Regions from separate parts of the Homo sapiens genome. Here regions 2, 3 and 4 are each linked to region 1. The links are chromatin contacts, found by Hi-C or POLR2A ChIA-PET in ENCODE. All regions are on one chromosome and are shown on one strand. Each heading gives the region's core, a stretch centred on a gene start or an enhancer-like site at or near the end of the contact. The rest is flanking DNA. Distances are from core to core; before and after follow the strand shown. Region 1 holds the start of RHNO1 (RAD9-HUS1-RAD1 interacting nuclear orphan 1). Region 2 holds the start of TIGAR (TP53 induced glycolysis regulatory phosphatase). Region 3 holds the start of CCND2 (cyclin D2). Region 4 overlaps CACNA2D4 (calcium voltage-gated channel auxiliary subunit alpha2delta 4).

Region 1 (4,105 bases), core at 524-3,023:
AGTTGTGCAGCTTGTGCACTGAACAACTCTAGAGGGTGACATTTATTTCACAGGCTATTATACTTGCTCTAATTTAAAAAGCATGTTTTCTTTTACAATTTGTATTGTATTTATACAGTGGCATTTTAGTACTTGCATGTGGTTATATATATTTTAACTAAGCATGCCACTTTATTAATTTCTTTTCCAGAAATAAGACTATAACCCCTGTCTTCTTAGTACCACAATGAGCTATCATCATTACACTAAGGTGGTTCTGAAATGCTAACAGTGTAGTCTTTTTTTTTTAAGTCTTTTGTTGATTTTTTTTAATTTTTTTTTTTTTTTTGAGACGGAGCTTCGCTCTTGTCACCCAGGCTGGAGTGCAATGGCGCAATCTCAGCTCACTGCAACCTCGGCCTCCCGGGTTCAAGCGATTCTCCTGCCTCAGCCTCCCGAGTAGCTGCAATTACAGGCATGCACCACCATGCCCAGCTAATTTTTTTTTTTTTTTTTTAGTAGAAACAGGGTTTCACCATGTTTGCCAGGCTGGTCTTGAACTCCTCAGGTGATCCACCCGCCTCGGCCTCCCAAAGTGCTGGGATTACAGGCGTGAGCCACTGCGCCCGGCCTTTTGTTGATTTTAATAGATACATGGAATATTCTACCATTAAGCAAAATTGTGTAATTCTATTTCACGGAACTTTGGAAGACAGAGGAATTGGCTGTCTCTTTTTTAGGACACTTATTCTCTCCCTGAAAAGCAACTGCACTTTTTTGACATTTGTCATCTGCATAGAGTTCACAGGCCCTCCACACCTCTACCTTCAAATCTCAGTTTTACTTTCACCTCCGATCTTTCCAGGCTTCCCTCTCTCCCCGCATCAATCAGTAGATATTATTCCTCTTTTTCCACAGGATATCTAAGTCTTAATTTTCTCTTCTACTTCCTGACCAGCCCGTTATTATTATTGCCAACACTTTCTTGCCCGGGAAACTTCCAGAGTGGCTCCTCCGACCCATCCCCATCCTGAGCGGGGAAATCTTGCTACATTCTCAAGAACCAGGAAAAGGGCCCTGCAAAAGGGTAAGTAAGATGGAGGCGGTGTTGCCTAGTGGTGAGACAGCCTGGGAGCAGGGGAGTGTGTATGCAGGTTGGTCTTTGACTCAATGTAGTACAATCTCAGTCTTCATCTCAGCCACAGTCGGCCTAAGAAGGTAGGCCACCCCAGCCCTCCCGAGGCCGCGGGCAGGGTGCGGAGGTCAGACTTCCAGGGAAGGCCAAGGGGCGCTTTAAGCAGTGAGAAGGCCACGGCCAGGAGGTGGACGCAGAAAAAACTTGCACCCTGGCTCAGATTCTTCCCGTGTGACCCAAATCTCCACTCGTGGCCCGTGCCCTGCTGCTAGACGCCCTGACCTCCGCGCCCGGAGGCCTTGCTCCCCGCCTGTGCCCAGGCCAGGCCTGGGACTCCATTGCTGCATCCCGCTCACCTCCAGACTGCAGTCGCCGCCGCCGTTAGGCCGTAGCTCCGAAGGCGGGCTCCGGGCTCCTCCAACCTGGGGGCCGAGCCAGGGCCCCGGACGGGGGCTCGCGCCGGACCGGCCGGGTCCCCGGCGGTGCGGGCGGGGTGGGAACCCCGGGGGATCCCGGGAGGGGAGGGGGTCCCGGGCCGGGGCCGGGGGTGGGGTCTGGCACCGGAGCTTTCAGTTTGTTCCGCTGTTTGAAATTGGCGCCGGCGGAGCGTTAAGGTCACGTGACGGAACGTCGCCAATCGGCGCCGGCCTTGTCTCGGCATTCCGGGCTCGAAGGCTGTGCGGTCTGCCAGGAGCTGCGGCCCCGTCCGGCCCGGGCTGGTAAGGCGGACCGCAGGCCGGCTTGTGGGGGAAGAAGTGGCCGTGGGGCCGGGGAGGGGCCGGAGGGGTCCCCGCCGCGTGGGTGGGCGAGCCGAGGGAGAGTTTGGGGACGCGCGGAAGCGGCGTGACAGGCCCGGGTCCCTGGGCCCGCTTTTCCTGCCGCGCTGGTCACGCCAGGCGACACGCCCCCGCTTCCCCTCAGGCTCCTCTGCTCCCCTTTTCAAAGCTCGGCTTTAGTTGATTTCCTCACTGGGGGAAATCGTACCCCATTTTCCCACAGTGAACGATCGTCTGCTCCCCCCGATTAGACTAAGTTCCTTTGAGGGCTGCGTATTATCTCCGCTTTCTTCCATCTTGAAAAAAAATGTCGGCACCATGAACCCTACCTCAGCGCGAAACCTGTCTTTTGCCCCTCCCGAAGCCAAGCCTTCGGATATAATAGACCGTAGTGCTTTATTTATTGACTTAGTCAACCAGTCTAGTTGAGCAACTGCTGTGCGCCAGGCACCGCTAGGCCCTGAAGATACAATGGCAGACAAGGTTCTTTCCTTCCCCTGGGCTCACAGCCCAATCCTGGAAGAGGGGCACAGACATTTTAATCAAATAAACAAATGTGGGCTGGGCATAGTGGCTCACGCCTGTAATCCCAGCACTTTAGGAGGCCGAGGCGGGTGGATCACTTGAGGTCACGAGTTCGAGACCAGCCTGGCAACATAGCGAAACCGCTTCTCTACTAAAAATTAGCCGGGCGTGGTGGTGCGTGCCTGTAGTCCCAGCTACTCTGGAGGCTGAGGTGGAAGGATCACCTGAGGCCGAGAGGTGGAGGCTATGGTAAGCCATGATCACACCACTGCACTCCAGCCTGGGCGACAGAGGGAGACACCGTCTCCAAAACAAACAAATGTTGAATTATTGCTGTAAATTGAAACATTAGAGGTTAATGATACTTTGAGTATTTACAATAACGAGATCTTGAGAGGTAGGACAGGAAAGGCTTTTGTAATGAGAGCTTGGTGTGAGATCTGATGCCTTTTACAAAGAAAGGAGGGAACTCCTCTAAGCAGAGGGAATCAGGCGTGCAAAGGCTGGATGGCAGGAGGAAGCACAGTGAGTACAAAGGCTGAGAAATATCTGAGGGGTTTGAGCTAATCGACCTGAATGGAGTGTGGTGTGAGTTGAAGCTGGAGCCGGAGGAAGCAGAGCCTTAGCCATACCGAGAAGTTTTGTGCTTATCCAAGAATTAAAGGAAACCAGTCATAAGCTTTAAGCAGAAGTGAATCCAGGTCAGATTTGCATTTTAAAAGGTCCCTCTATAGCGGGGATTGCTAGAGTGGATTAGGGCAGAACAGTTGGATGTTGCAATACTCCAGGCAAGAACTGCTGGAGCTTGAAAAAGGGTGGCAGGGAGAGAGAGAGAGGAAGAGAAAGAAGGAGACAGAGAGAGTAAAAAAGGGGCATTAAGAAAACATGTTTAAGAGGTAAAGTTGACAGGGCTTGATGGTGGGTTGGATGGGAGGTAGAAGTGTCAAGATTTTCAGCTGCATAACTGAAGGAATAATGACACTATTCCCTGACCAAGGGCCCTGGAAGATAATCACTTTGGCCAAGGGACGGGCGGGGGGTTGTCAGGGGAATGATCGTGAATTCAGTTTTTGTTTTTTTACTACAAAGCAATGCTCAGAATGAGTTTTTTTTTTAATTATATATTTATTTTTATTTATCTTTTTATTTTTTAGAGACAGGGTCTTGCTCTGTCCCCCAGGCTGAAGTCCAGTGGCATGACCTTGGCTCACTACAACCTCAACCTCCTGGGCTCAGGTGATCCTCCCACCTCAGCCTCCTGAATGGCTGGGACCCCCTACAGGCACATGCCACTACACCCATCTAATTTTTGTATCTTTTGTAGAGACAGGGTCTCACTCTGTTGCCCAGATTGATCTTGAACTATTCGGTTCAAGTGATCCTCCCACCTTCACCTTTCACAGTGTTGGCATTACAGGCATGAGCCACTGTGCGCGGCCAAGTTCAGTTTTAAACTTGTTGAATTTTTTTTTCTTTTCTTTTTTTGAAACAAGGTTCTGGCTCTGTCACTCAGGCTGGAGTTCAGTGGCACGATCTCGGCTCACTGCAGCCTCCACCTCCTGGGCTCAAGTGATCTGCCCACCTCAGCCTCCTGAGTAGCTGGGACTACAGGTGCACGCAGCCGTGCCCACCTGATTTTTTGTATTTTTTGTAGAATTTGGGTTTCACTGTGTTGCCCAGGCTGGTCTCA
Region 2 (4,105 bases), core at 1,057-3,556, 1.4 Mb after region 1:
GGCTGGAGTGCAGTGTTGGAATCTCGGCTCACTGCAACCTCTGCCTCCCGGGTTCAAACGATTCTCCTGCCTCAGCCTCCCTAGTAGCTGCGACTACAGGCACGTGCCACCATGCCCGGCTAATTTTTTGTATTTTTAGTAGAGATGGGGTTTCACCGTGTTAGCCAAAATGGTCTCTATCTCCTGACCTGCAGATTCTCCTGACCTGCCTTGGCCTCCCAAAGTGCTGGGATTACAGGCGTGAGCCACCATGCCCGGCCATATTTCTCATCTCTAAAGTGAAGATAATGTAGCCTATCCTGTCTACCTTAGAATTGTTCAGAAGGCCAAATGTGATATTACATGTAAGACTGTTTTGAAATGTGTGCCTATGAATCTAAGTATCTCATTCATCTCTTCTCTAAACACATCTTTTCATATATAAGTGGGGATTCAAGGAAATAAATGCATTATGAAATACAAGAATTTAGGTAACAGTGCATGGAAGACAATGTCACCTAGCTAACATTATTGTTACTTGTGTCACATTGCTAGGTACTGCTATCCCAGTTTACCTGTCACAAAACCCAGGGTTAGAGAAGCTCATGTTATAAATAAACTTTCAGTGCCACAAAAGAAATAGCACTCGAATATAAAATTTTCTTTTTAATTCTCAGCAAGGCAAGGTACTTCTATAGAAGGGTGCGTCCTTACAGATGGAGCAATGGTGAGCGCACACTTGGACAAGGGAGGGGAAGGGGTTCTTATCCCTGACGCACGTGGCCCCTGCTGCTGTGTAGTGCCCCACCGCACAGGCTAAACTAATTCCGATTGGCTAATCTAAAGAGAGTGATGGGGGTGAGTGGTTTGGCGGGAAAAACAGTTATGACAGAGCAGGTAATCTGAGTCAGGGTGGCGTAGGTAATGGGAAGGAGTCAGGGTGGAGTAGGTAATGGGAAGGAGTCAGGGTGGAGTAGGTAATGGGAAGGAGTCAGAGTGCAGCAGGTAATCGAAAAAGGTTGTGGCCGGGCGCGGTGGCTCACGCCTGTAATCCCACCACTTTGGGAGGTCGAGGCGGGCGGATCACGAGGTCAGGAGATCGAGACCATCCTGGCTAACACGGTGAAACCCTGTCTCTACTAAAAATACAAAAAATTAGCCGGGCGTGGTGGCAGGCGCCTGTAGTCCCAGCTACTCGGGAGGCTGAGCCAGAATGGCGTGAACCCGGGAGGCGGAGCTTGCAGTGAGCCGAGATCACACCACTGCACTCCAGCCTGGGTGACAGAGCCAGACTCCATCTCAAAAAAATAAATAAATAAATAAAAAAGAGAAGGTTGCTTTAGGAGGAAGTTAAGTTTAAAAGTAAAAAGCAAAGAATTGAACATACTGACATATTGATTCTTTGAAAAGAAATTTAGAACTCATATCTAACATGAAGCAACTCCCTCAACGTTCTGAAGGCTATTAAAGAGAAATTATTCATCTGAGGCTTGTTAAAAACGGCAAGACTTTACTCAAGACTACTGCAATAGGTGAGAGAGACTGAATTCGACTCTAGAATACAACCGGGACCAGTGGAGATTTATAGCCAGGGGGCGGGATGGAAGGGATGAAAGAGAAGATGGGAAATTACCAGAACGTGGTAAGCTATCTGGGGGAGGGGGAGGAGGAACTTTACTAGATATCAAGGGCCTTAGAAGAGAGCATCAACAGTGAGGTCTCTCTTGATAAACAGGCTTAGCAGGATTCTTTGGTAAAACCAGGCTCAGCAGGCCGAGGATGCCGTCTAGTATAGAAAAGGCCTCAAAGGAGCCCGACTAAAGTTTGGTCACGGAGGGCGTCTGTCCCGGCGGAGTTGGGGTGGGTGGGTCTAAGTCTACAGACCTGGCCGACGCTACGTCCCTAAGGTTAGGGACTAACAGACCTCATAGAACACAGTCTGTTGGTCGCTGTACACCCGTGAGGGGTTCATCACAGTGGCCAGCTATAAGACGAACGGTTGCATTCCAGCCTCAATCGCAACAACCACAAATCAGTGCGCCGGCTTCCTTATCTGCCCCGAACGCAGGCTGCCGGCTATCGAGGGAAGGAATCCTACCGCGGACTCCGCGGGCGGGGCCTCCCGCACCTGCCGCGCGCCAATCACAGGCCGGCGCGCAGGGGCGCAAGCGCCGCAGCCCTGGGCGGGGCCCCCGTGGCTCCCTCGTCTCCCCCGCCCCGTCGGCCTCGCCCGGCCCTGAGTGGCCTTCGGGGATGACGTGCGAGGCCGCCTCGGCCTATGGCGGCGGAGCCGGCCGGCTGCTTGGCGGAAGTGGTGTGGGGGAGGTAGCCCGCAGTGCAGGGGCAGCGCGGCGCGGGGCCACCGACGGGACGCGGCTCCGGGAACATGGCTCGCTTCGCTCTGACTGTTGTCCGGCAGTGAGTATGGCTGTGGCAGGATGTCTTTCTCTCTCTCTTCCTTGAGTGTGTTGGAGCGGGTGAAGGGAAAACGGGTCCACCACCCTCTCCCCTCCCTGCTCGCTCCAGCCCGGGAGGGCTGGCTTGGAAGCGCTTTTTCCGGGGCGCTTGCCCTGGGGCCGTCCCGTGTCGCCCCTCCTCTCACCCCAGCAGCCCCGAGGGACGACGGCAGGTCTTAGATAGCTTCGTTCCGTGTTTCAGATAAAGTGAGGCCCGGAGGAGCAAGGGATCGGGGTTCGTAGGCACTTGGTGGCTGCACCAAAAACGGTGCCAGACATGTCCACAGACTTGTCTGGGTACCGATTTTGCTCCCCAGCAGATTGCAAAGAGTTTGCAGAATTGCTCGTCCATGGCTGATGTTTTTGATGCCGGCTGCCTTCCGCTATCCTCTCAGTTTCTGAGGTTCCCCCTCGTTTCCCCAGGCAGTCAGCCCCCCAGGCACATATATGAGACTTCTTTCTTTTCCCCAGAGGTTACAGTTCTGGGAGAGAAAAGAGGATCACAGCTCTGATCTCAGCAGACCGTATCATCCCAAATAAATGTTTTTATTATCATAACGTTACACGGAGCTGCATGCTGATAGGTCTTTATGTATTTGCCAAGTGTTAACGGGAGGTGAAAATCAGGGTAGTTAAGAGCACAGATTTTTATTTTTATTTTTTTTTTTTTGTGAGATGGAGCCTCGCTCTGTCACCCAGGCTGGAGTGCAGTGGCGCTATCTCTGCTCACTGCAACCTCCCGCCTCCGGGGTTCAAGCGATTCTCCTGCTTCAGCCTCCCGAGTAGCTGGGATTACAGGCATGCGCCACCACGCCCGGCTAATTTTTGTATTTTTAGTAGAGACAGGGTTTCGCCATGTTGGTCAGGCAGGTCTGGAACTCCTGACCTTAAGTGATCCGACTACCTCGGCCTCGCAAAGTGTTGGGATTACAGGCATGAGCCACCGCGCCCTGCTAAGAGCACAGATTTTTCAGGCAAGGTAGACCTCGGTTGGAGTCTGTTCTCCAGCTAAGAGCCAGGTAGCCTGGACTTAAGTTTCCTGATATGCAAATGATAGTGCGTATCTCACTACTTTAATGCGAGAATTAAATGGGGGACAGGTAAAGTGTATGATGCAACAGGGAAAGAAATATATCTGAGAAATAACTTCTATAAAGAAAGCTCCAATAAAAGTGCAGTTGATTCCCAAATACGAACGTATAGTTCAGCACACCAGCATTTTGAGTAGGTAATGTGTGCCAGTAGACTGGATCATACAGATAAATAACATACCATTTCTGCATTCATGGAGCTCACAAAGGACATTAATATGATTTAACTTTGTCAATTGACTTTAACAGCTATCTTTTCTGGCCTGTCCTTCCTTTATAAGAAAGATAATCTTAAGAATCCTCTAAAATTGTCTGTTTAGGATTAGCAGGATTTTAATGGCTACCTTAGAAATCTAGTTCCTCACTATCTCTTCTCCCACCCCTCTCGGTTGTATAGAATGCCTTGGGAGAATTCTTAACTTACTAAAGGTCACACAGCTAATCGGTAGCAGAACAGGAACTAGAGGCCTGATCACCCTTTCTTCCAATGTTAGTGCACTTTCTAGACGCCTGACCCAGCCAGCCCAGTGTCATATTTATAATTGAAACTCAGACCATCAAGGTGGTTCACCCCTGTAA
Region 3 (4,105 bases), core at 923-3,422, 1.4 Mb after region 1:
GAGTAATTCCCTTATGGGGGTCTTAAAATGTAAGTGAATGTCCTTATCCGGGGTGACTCAAAAGCTTAAGTCGGGAAGCCCAACGTGACTAAAACCAATAGGTGATTGTTCGGGGCCGACTGTGTGCGGGTGTACACGGTATTCGGCCCGGGTGTCATCCGCGGCGCTGGACTGTTTCATTTTGAGTTTGCAACTTGGGTTTTTCAGCGAGCTTTTTTTCTTCCTGAAAGCTAATGGCTTCCACAGCAATTAGACATTTTCCTCGCCCGCCCCTTCCCTCCCCTTTCTTTACATATAGGAGATGGGATACTCATTCCCGCTGCTATTGATAAGGTCGGAGGCGGCCGGGCCTCTCCCCAGCTTTCGCCCGCCCCAGCGCCCGCTCTCCCTCCGCCCTCCCTTGGCTTCCTTTTGATGTAGTGGGGAACGCGTCCTACTAAAAAAAAAAAAAAAAAAAAAAAAAAAAAGTAATCTGCCCGGTAACAATCAGCGCGCAGTAGCAGGAGCCCCAGAGCTATTGGCTATGCAAATAGAGGGAGGGGAGACGGCGCCCCAAACTCTTCCTCACCCTTTTAAAGCGATATCCCCTCCTTTCCCCCCCACCACCCCTTCCGCCCCACCCTCGTTTAAAGAGGCTGGCTCCGGGGCCTGAGTTAATCGCTTGCACCTCTAGTTTATTCGCTCCCCTCCTCCGCCTTGCAGGGAACCTAGTGTACGGCTCACCCAGCCCGCGCCCCACCCCGCCTTGCTGGCTCTCCGCGCCCCTGCCCGGGCCCCCTCTCTCGGTGAGGGAGGCACTCAGTCGGCCTCGGTGTGCCCAGAGAGCTCGAGCCACGCCATGCCCGCTGCACGTGCCAGCTTGGCCAGCACATCAGGGCGCTGGTCTCTCCCCTTCCTCCTGGAGTGAAATACACCAAAGGGCGCGGTGGGGGTGGGGGGTGACGGGAGGAAGGAGGTGAAGAAACGCCACCAGATCGTATCTCCTGTAAAGACAGCCTTGACTCAAGCATGCGTTAGAGCACGTGTCAGGGCCGACCGTGCTGGCGGCGACTTCACCGCAGTCGGCTCCCAGGGAGAAAGCCTGGCGAGTGAGGCGCGAAACCGGAGGGGTCGGCGAGGATGCGGGCGAAGGACCGAGCGTGGAGGCCTCATGCCTCCGGGGAAAGGAAGGGGTGGTGGTGTTTGCGCAGGGGGAGCGAGGGGGAGCCGGACCTAATCCCTCACTCGCCCCCTCCCCCTCCCGGGCCATTTCCTAGAAAGCTGCATCGGTGTGGCCACGCTCAGCGCAGACACCTCGGGCGGCTTGTCAGCAGATGCAGGGGCGAGGAAGCGGGTTTTTCCTGCGTGGCCGCTGGCCGCGGGGGAACCGCTGGGAGCCCTGCCCCCGGCCTGCGGCGGCCCTAGACGCTGCACCGCGTCGCCCCACGGCGCCCGAAGAGCCCCCAGAAACACGATGGTTTCTGCTCGAGGATCACATTCTATCCCTCCAGAGAAGCACCCCCCTTCCTTCCTAATACCCACCTCTCCCTCCCTCTTCTTCCTCTGCACACACTCTGCAGGGGGGGGCAGAAGGGACGTTGTTCTGGTCCCTTTAATCGGGGCTTTCGAAACAGCTTCGAAGTTATCAGGAACACAGACTTCAGGGACATGACCTTTATCTCTGGGTATGCGAGGTTGCTATTTTCTAAAATCACCCCCTCCCTTATTTTTCACTTAAGGGACCTATTTCTAAATTGTCTGAGGTCACCCCATCTTCAGATAATCTACCCTACATTCCTGGATCTTAAATACAAGGGCAGGAGGATTAGGATCCGTTTTGAAGAAGCCAAAGTTGGAGGGTCGTATTTTGGCGTGCTACACCTACAGAATGAGTGAAATTAGAGGGCAGAAATAGGAGTCGGTAGTTTTTTGTGGGTTGCCCTGTCCGGGGCCCCTGGCATGCAGGGCTGGATGGAGGGAGAGGGGTGGGGGGTGGCGGGGGACCGCGTTTGAAGTTGGGTCGGGCCAGCTGCTGTTCTCCTTAATAACGAGAGGGGAAAAGGAGGGAGGGAGGGAGAGATTGAAAGGAGGAGGGGAGGACCGGGAGGGGAGGAAAGGGGAGGAGGAACCAGAGCGGGGAGCGCGGGGAGAGGGAGGAGAGCTAACTGCCCAGCCAGCTTGCGTCACCGCTTCAGAGCGGAGAAGAGCGAGCAGGGGAGAGCGAGACCAGTTTTAAGGGGAGGACCGGTGCGAGTGAGGCAGCCCCGAGGCTCTGCTCGCCCACCACCCAATCCTCGCCTCCCTTCTGCTCCACCTTCTCTCTCTGCCCTCACCTCTCCCCCGAAAACCCCCTATTTAGCCAAAGGAAGGAGGTCAGGGGAACGCTCTCCCCTCCCCTTCCAAAAAACAAAAACAGAAAAACCTTTTTCCAGGCCGGGGAAAGCAGGAGGGAGAGGGGCCGCCGGGCTGGCCATGGAGCTGCTGTGCCACGAGGTGGACCCGGTCCGCAGGGCCGTGCGGGACCGCAACCTGCTCCGAGACGACCGCGTCCTGCAGAACCTGCTCACCATCGAGGAGCGCTACCTTCCGCAGTGCTCCTACTTCAAGTGCGTGCAGAAGGACATCCAACCCTACATGCGCAGAATGGTGGCCACCTGGATGCTGGAGGTAGGTCGGGGGGTGGCGCTCGCCAGGAGCCAGGACCCCTCCGGATGCTCGGGTCCCCGGCCGGAGCCCTAAACCTGGGAGAGGGCAATCCCCGCGCCGGCCTCCCGGCTCCTGTGCGGGAGTTTACCGCGCGCCTTCTGGCGAGACGCGTGGCTTTATTTCTGTTCCTCTCCAGATAAACTGGGGAGGCAGAGGGGGGAGGAAAATCTGGGAGAAGCGAGGCTGTCCTGGGCGGGGGTAGGGGAGCATCCCGCGCGCGTGTTCCTGCATGTGGCTGCCTCTTCTTCCCACCCCCCTCGCGACCTGTCTTTTGCGAAGCCGCCGCGGCTGCTTGCGCTGCGGCCAGGAAGAGAGTCGGGGCCTGAAATCGGGACCCCGAGTAGAAAGGCAACCCCCCCCAAAAGGCCAGAGCAAATTCGTCTTGGCCTCAGGTCCCCGCCTGTGGTCGCGACTCCGCGCTGGCACTTCACCGGGGAGGTGGAGGGAGGAGGGAGAAGGAGAGAAACGGGGAATTCGGGAGCCCCGGAAGTCCCATTGAAGAAACGCGTGTTTCAGGGGAACCCAAAAGAACCGCTTCTTGCCCCTCACTCCAAGTCTTTGCCCAGCGAGCCGTGTGCCCACGTATGCACAGCTCTGGACCTGCCGTGGTTTCGCCATGTTGCTTTGCAAACTCCCTTTGGAAAGGCTGGGAAACGTCGCCCGCTTACCCTCGCACCCCATTATCCCGGCCACCCCACTTCTAATCGTGCCCTCTCCCCCACCCCCCACCTCACGAAGATTACTTACAGTTTGGTTTTCCAGCTTCCTCGGTGCGGAGATTTGGGTGGGGTAGGAAGGGGGGGAGGGGGTGTGTGTAGGGGGGATACCGGGTCACCCCTGAAGGAGAGGTGGGAGCCCCCCGTGCCTCTTTCCAGGGCTCTCTGCTCCCGTCTTTCCCCTCGCTCGTCACCGCGTTCCCTAGTTTCTGTCCTTGTGGGCCGCAGCCGGACACTCCCGCCGCGGCGCTCACCCCTTCAAGTTTCCTCCCGGGATCCAAAGCCCCAGGGGTCGGAATACAGACCTTTCTGGCACCCGAAACCTCTGTTTCGGGAAGCCTGGCTCTTCTTTGGGGTTTTCACGCCAAAAGGGCTTTTCTAGGATATTTCCTCGATTTTTAATTATTTTTTGAAACCATCCCCCCCTGCTCCGACTCCAGCTGCCGAGGCTGCGGCGCTCTTCCTCCTCTCCTCCCTCCCCCTCTCTTCCCCACCTCTCCTCACCCGCCCCCCCAAAAGCGGCCCCTGGGCCGCAGGGACCCCCCCAGACATTTTTTCCAATTGTCGGGAATGATAGAGGAGGATCTGGGGATCCGGATGAGACCAAGAAGTGGACCCCCGGAGCCTCCAGAATATTTTTATTGATTTTTTGAAAAGATGACGAAATCCAAAAAAGAGTGAGTGAGTTAGAGTGCGCGAAGGAG
Region 4 (4,105 bases), core at 1,019-3,518, 1.1 Mb before region 1:
GAGTGGAAGAGACACGTAGGCCAAGGCACGGGGTACGCAGAGCTCCCACACCCTTTCACCAATTCGGACACTCTCCAAACACAGTGGCTCGGGGATTTTATGGAGGCCTCATTATGATCATTGATTAAATCTTTGGCCACTGGTGATCAACTCAGTCTCCAGCCCCCTTCCTTTCCCAGAAGCCAGGGGCTTGGAGCCAAAAGTCCCAACCCTCTAATCCTAACTTGGTGTTTCCTGTGGCCAGCTCTCATCCTGTCTAGGGCCCCCAGCCACCAGTCATCTAATTAGCATACAAAGATACCTCTATCATTCCAAGGGTCTTAGAGGCACCTGTGAAGGAACCAGGGACTAAGACCAAACACTATAACAAAAGATGCACCTATCACCCTAATCAGGAAATAACAAGCGTTTTAGGAGCTTGCCAGGAATCAGGACAAAGACTAAATAAAGATCTGTTTCTTATTATATCACAGTGTCACAGGGCATAAACGCGAATGTTTCCCCCGAGAAGCACAGGCACAGGTGTGTTCATTGGCATCCCTATATGCTCCTGTCTGCAGGGGCACAGACCCAGGCACAGAGGGTTTGGGGATGAAAATCCAGCCCACCCTCGATCCGCCTCAACCCGCACCTCTGGATGGAAGGCGTGGCAGGAGTCTGGTCGCCGGCGGAGCTTCTGGGAGCGCATCCGGTCACATTTGACAGAGGCATTATGTGCAGAAGCCACTGTTAAGGTCAATATCTCAGGACCGGAGCCCATTCTGCAGACTGGAAAAAGGTCTGGAAGAACCTGCTCTGGTGCCACCAGTTGCCCTGCAAGCAGCTTTAGGGTCAGGAGGCAGCACCGGGGCCCAGGGAAGGGTTAGAGAACAAATAACGGAGCCCTGTGGAGGACACGGGCGGTGAAGGAGGCTGGCCCCGCTGCTCAAAATCTGAGCCCTACAGACACCTCCTACAGCCCCCGCCCCCACCGCACACATCCCCGAGCATTGCAGGATATATTTGACTTCTGTCGCCTCCTGCAGCACTGGTGGGAAGATGCTGCAGTCACAGGTGGGGTCTGTCACCAGGAGGAGGAGGTTACTGTTGGGAATCTGCTGCACCACAAATACCCTGCAGCAAAGAAAGGGAGTCGAGGATGGCTCCGTGGCGACCACGAGAAGGGCTTCTAGGGAAGGAACTTCTGGAGACTTTAGTGTGGAGTTAGGGTGGCAGGGAAGCCCGGAACCATGAGGCAGGGCGGGTCGGGGCAGCTAAGGGAACGGGCCTGGCAGATGGCTCAGTCCTACTGGCTTTGCTCACAAGCCTTTGCTGCTGCATTTCCTTTCCTAGCAGACTGGAGACAGTGAGGAAGTCCAAACTGGGCCGCTTTGGAGAGTGCAGAGTTGCTATTAATATATGCAGGGACGACAGGCGTAAATCAAGACCGTCCGGAGCAAATGGGCGGGCGAGGCAACACTTGCTCTGGGTGAGGGTGGCGGGGGCAGGCCCGGGCGAAGCGGCAGCGCTGGAGCTTGGCCACCAGGTGGCGCAGTGGCCCCGCGCTCGGCGAGGCCGCCCTGCGAGGAGTGGCGCGGAGTGGGGCGGAGCCCGCCCGCCAGGCCCACGGCCTTCCCAGCAGTCCCAGCGGCCGCCTACCGAGCGCCTCCCCTGGGATGGGCGGTCTCACACACCCAACGTGCACACCACAGCCGTGTATACTCTCAGCCTTCACGGCTCTGTATGAGGCTGGTGTTGTGCCCATTTTGCAGATGAGAGAATGGAGACTAGAGGAGGCGAAGTCACTTGCCCACGGTCATAAGCGGGGGAGCGCAGAGCCAGTTTTCAATTCAGGAGTGTCTACTCTGAAGCCCTCGCTTCACTCCGGAGCCCGCTGGCTCTATCCTCGCACCGAGCCTTTGCGACAAGTGCACAGGGAACGCTAACCCCAGCCCTCAACGCTGCACAGAACCCGGGGTGAAACCCGCGCAGCACGACGCGCAGGGAGTGGGGGAGAAGGGAGCCCCGATGCCAGCGCCGCAGGTGCCGCACTGTTAAATGGTGTGCCACGGGCCCGGGGGTCTAGGGACCGCCTGGCGAGCGGCACGTCTGGCTGAGGCGACCCTCGAGGAGGCCGCCGCATTCCCAGCGTGGGGGTCCTCCCGGGCTTGGGTGCGGGGGGTCAGCAGGAGAGACCCTTCCGCGCGGCCTCCCTGCCTCCCCGGGGCCAGGGCGGGTTATAACTAGCGGCTTCCACACAGCAGGAAGCCTGACAGAGGCTGCCCGCGGGGCTCCCAGCGACCCGAGGACATCGCACACTTCCGGCCTTCTCTTCTCACACTCCCTCTGCCTTCCAAGTTCTCCCCACGCAGCTCAGGCGCGGGCACTGGCACCGCCCTGGGCACCGCCTGAGCAGGGCTGGGGGAGACCCGCCGAAGGGCCCACTCGCCCAGAGACGCCGTGGGGTCACGGCTGCGGCCTCGGCGGGGTGGGCTCGACACACAGGGTCAGGCCTCGGGACCACCTCTCCCCATCCCGGCTGTCCCGGTCCCCAGCCGTCCTGCCCGCCTCAGACCGTCCGCCTCCTGCGTGTCTCCTCCACTGAGGACGGCGGGGGAAGACCCCGGGAGCGTGGGCTCTGCACTTAGACGCATCCCCTCCTCCCGGCTGTGGAGCCGTTTCCCGGGGGTTCCGGGGCCCTGCCCGCACTTCCGCCTTGCCGAGGGCGGGAGGAGTGTGGCGGGACGGGCGGCGCCGCCCTGCGGTCTTACTTCTGGCAGGGCCCGCACTCCACGATCCCGTTGGCCTCCCGGATGGCCGGCTGGTACACGAACACGGGGTACTCCGTGTCGCAGGGCTGCAGCGGGTCCTGCTTCTTGTGTTTGTGGGCTGCGGGCGGAGAAAGGACATCACGCCACCGAAGGGGCCTCTGGCCTGCGGTGACCTCGCCTCGGCACTCCCAGGGCCAGAGTTCACCCCAGTGCATTTGCAGAGGGTCCCTCCTCAGGCAGTTCTCAGGACACGCGTGGGAGGAGCCGGGCGGGGGGTGAGGGGAGGGAAGACACCCGGAGTCTCTGGAGAGGGTGGCTTGGCACGGGGAGCGCCGCAGGGGCCCTGAGCCTCGGTGGAGGGAAAGCGCTTCCTCTGGGGAGCCTGGCCCTCACTGAGCTGGGGGCAGTGCACCATCTCCAGGGCCCCTTCCAGCACTCAGATCCCGGGGGAGGGTCTGAGCGGGGAGCAGAGGCAGTAGGGGCACCAAGGGGTGGCTTGGGGGTACTTAGGCCCACCACCCCTCCCTTCACTGTGGACAGACGCAGTGCAGTTCCTGGGCAATCCTGCCCTGCTCTCCCGCACAGCCAGGCCCACACTCCACCCATTGAGCCTGAGCGCCTGCGGTGGGGGCAGCCGGGCAGGTGGGCTCCAGGCCTGGGGCTGCGGAAGCCCAGAAGCCACAGCCACCCGGTGCGGGACTCCTCGGGGGCTGCGCGATTTGCCTTAGCTCCCTGGGACAAGGACAGTGGACTCAACCAAAGGTGGAGGCGAGTGCCTCAGCCCCGCTCTGCAGGACCCGAGTCCGTTCCCTCCCGGAGCCTCCTGAGGTGGGCACATGGCAGAGCAGGGCCCTGCCACACAGGCTGTCTGCATGGCCCTTCTGTTCTCAGGGCCTGGCTGTGGCCCCCAGGGATAGACCTAGAGGCAGGGAGCACAGGTGTGAGCTACCTTCCCAGGCTCATGCAGAGTCCTACAGGAGAGCATGGGTCTCCCCAGCTTCCAAATCCAGAAGCTCCCAGCCAGAGCTGGAAACCCAGAGGGGACACTAGCTGGCGTGCAGAAAACTCTCACCGAGAGGAGCAAGCCCACAGCGGCCAGGGCTGTGAGTTTTGTCCCCAGGGCTGGGCACAGAAGCCTGCCTGACAATGGCAGGGTTGAGTGGCGTCCCCAGGGTCACGCAGTGGAAGGGGCTGCAGCACCTACGCCCCGGCCTGGGACTCCAAGTCCAGTGCGCCTTCACTGGGGACACTGACATCTGTGTAGGCCAGACCAGGGGGAGGAGCTCCAGGGGACAGGTACCCCAGAGAAGAGAAATTCTGAGCAGGCAGATTGAGGGGGATCATCTTCAACTTTT

The links. Hi-C counts contacts between places; a loop is a spot of excess contacts on that map. ChIA-PET counts read pairs that join two places held with the same protein, here RNA polymerase II (POLR2A). Pooled maps may share reads with other maps.
Region 2: a map with no recorded cell type shows a loop between it and region 1 (9-fold over the local background). The contact joins the promoter of TIGAR here to the promoter of RHNO1 in region 1. A Hi-C loop is called at or near these places in 1 of 37 single-sample maps with no recorded cell type and 7 of 50 pooled maps. POLR2A ChIA-PET finds 5 or more read pairs at or near these places in 2 of 52 experiments (both activated T-cell).
Region 3: a loop to region 1 is called in a pooled map, with 5 times the contacts of the local background. The contact joins the promoter of CCND2 here to the promoter of RHNO1 in region 1. A Hi-C loop is called at or near these places in 7 of 50 pooled maps. POLR2A ChIA-PET finds 5 or more read pairs at or near these places in 2 of 52 experiments (activated B cell and activated CD8-positive, alpha-beta memory T cell).
Region 4: a pooled map shows a loop between it and region 1 (5-fold over the local background). The contact joins the enhancer-like site here to the promoter of RHNO1 in region 1. A Hi-C loop is called at or near these places in 1 of 168 maps with a recorded cell type or tissue (CD8-positive, alpha-beta T cell) and 6 of 50 pooled maps. POLR2A ChIA-PET finds 5 or more read pairs at or near these places in 1 of 52 experiments (AG04450).

What each region holds. Positions count from the first base shown.
Region 1 is chr12:2,875,450-2,879,554 of GRCh38, forward strand. RHNO1 (RAD9-HUS1-RAD1 interacting nuclear orphan 1) reads left to right here and starts at 1,774. Exons shown (of 3, transcript NM_001252499.3): 1 at 1,774-1,833. It overlaps FOXM1 (forkhead box M1), which reads right to left and starts at 1,725. Exons shown (of 9, transcript NM_021953.4): 1 at 1,471-1,725. RefSeq lists silencers at 1,481-1,550, 1,591-2,030 and an enhancer at 3,614-4,105.
Region 2 is chr12:4,318,907-4,323,011 of GRCh38, forward strand. It overlaps TIGAR (TP53 induced glycolysis regulatory phosphatase), which reads left to right and starts at 2,307. Exons shown (of 6, transcript NM_020375.3): 1 at 2,307-2,397. The coding sequence starts at 2,366. RefSeq lists an enhancer at 1,899-2,552 and a silencer at 2,018-2,397.
Region 3 is chr12:4,271,590-4,275,694 of GRCh38, forward strand. It overlaps CCND2 (cyclin D2), which reads left to right and starts at 2,173. Exons shown (of 5, transcript NM_001759.4): 1 at 2,173-2,646. The coding sequence starts at 2,452. The region is part of intron 1 of CCND2-AS1 (CCND2 antisense RNA 1); the gene reads right to left. RefSeq lists silencers at 288-479, 464-583, 1,364-1,483, 2,014-2,103.
Region 4 is chr12:1,794,668-1,798,772 of GRCh38, forward strand. It overlaps CACNA2D4 (calcium voltage-gated channel auxiliary subunit alpha2delta 4), which reads right to left. Exons shown (of 38, transcript NM_172364.5): 35 at 2,751-2,868; 36 at 1,001-1,113; 37 at 632-714. Among named protein-coding and RNA genes, the nearest start is that of LRTM2, 24 kb to the right of the region's middle. RefSeq lists enhancers at 880-1,447, 1,559-2,464, 2,465-3,369 and silencers at 1,408-1,737, 2,078-2,207, 2,308-2,537. Within about 2 kb of position 2,269, at least 30 of the 41 ENCODE cell types and tissues checked have a DNase peak (open chromatin) inside an H3K27ac peak, as active enhancers do; they include CD8-positive, alpha-beta T cell, where a contact is called at or near this core.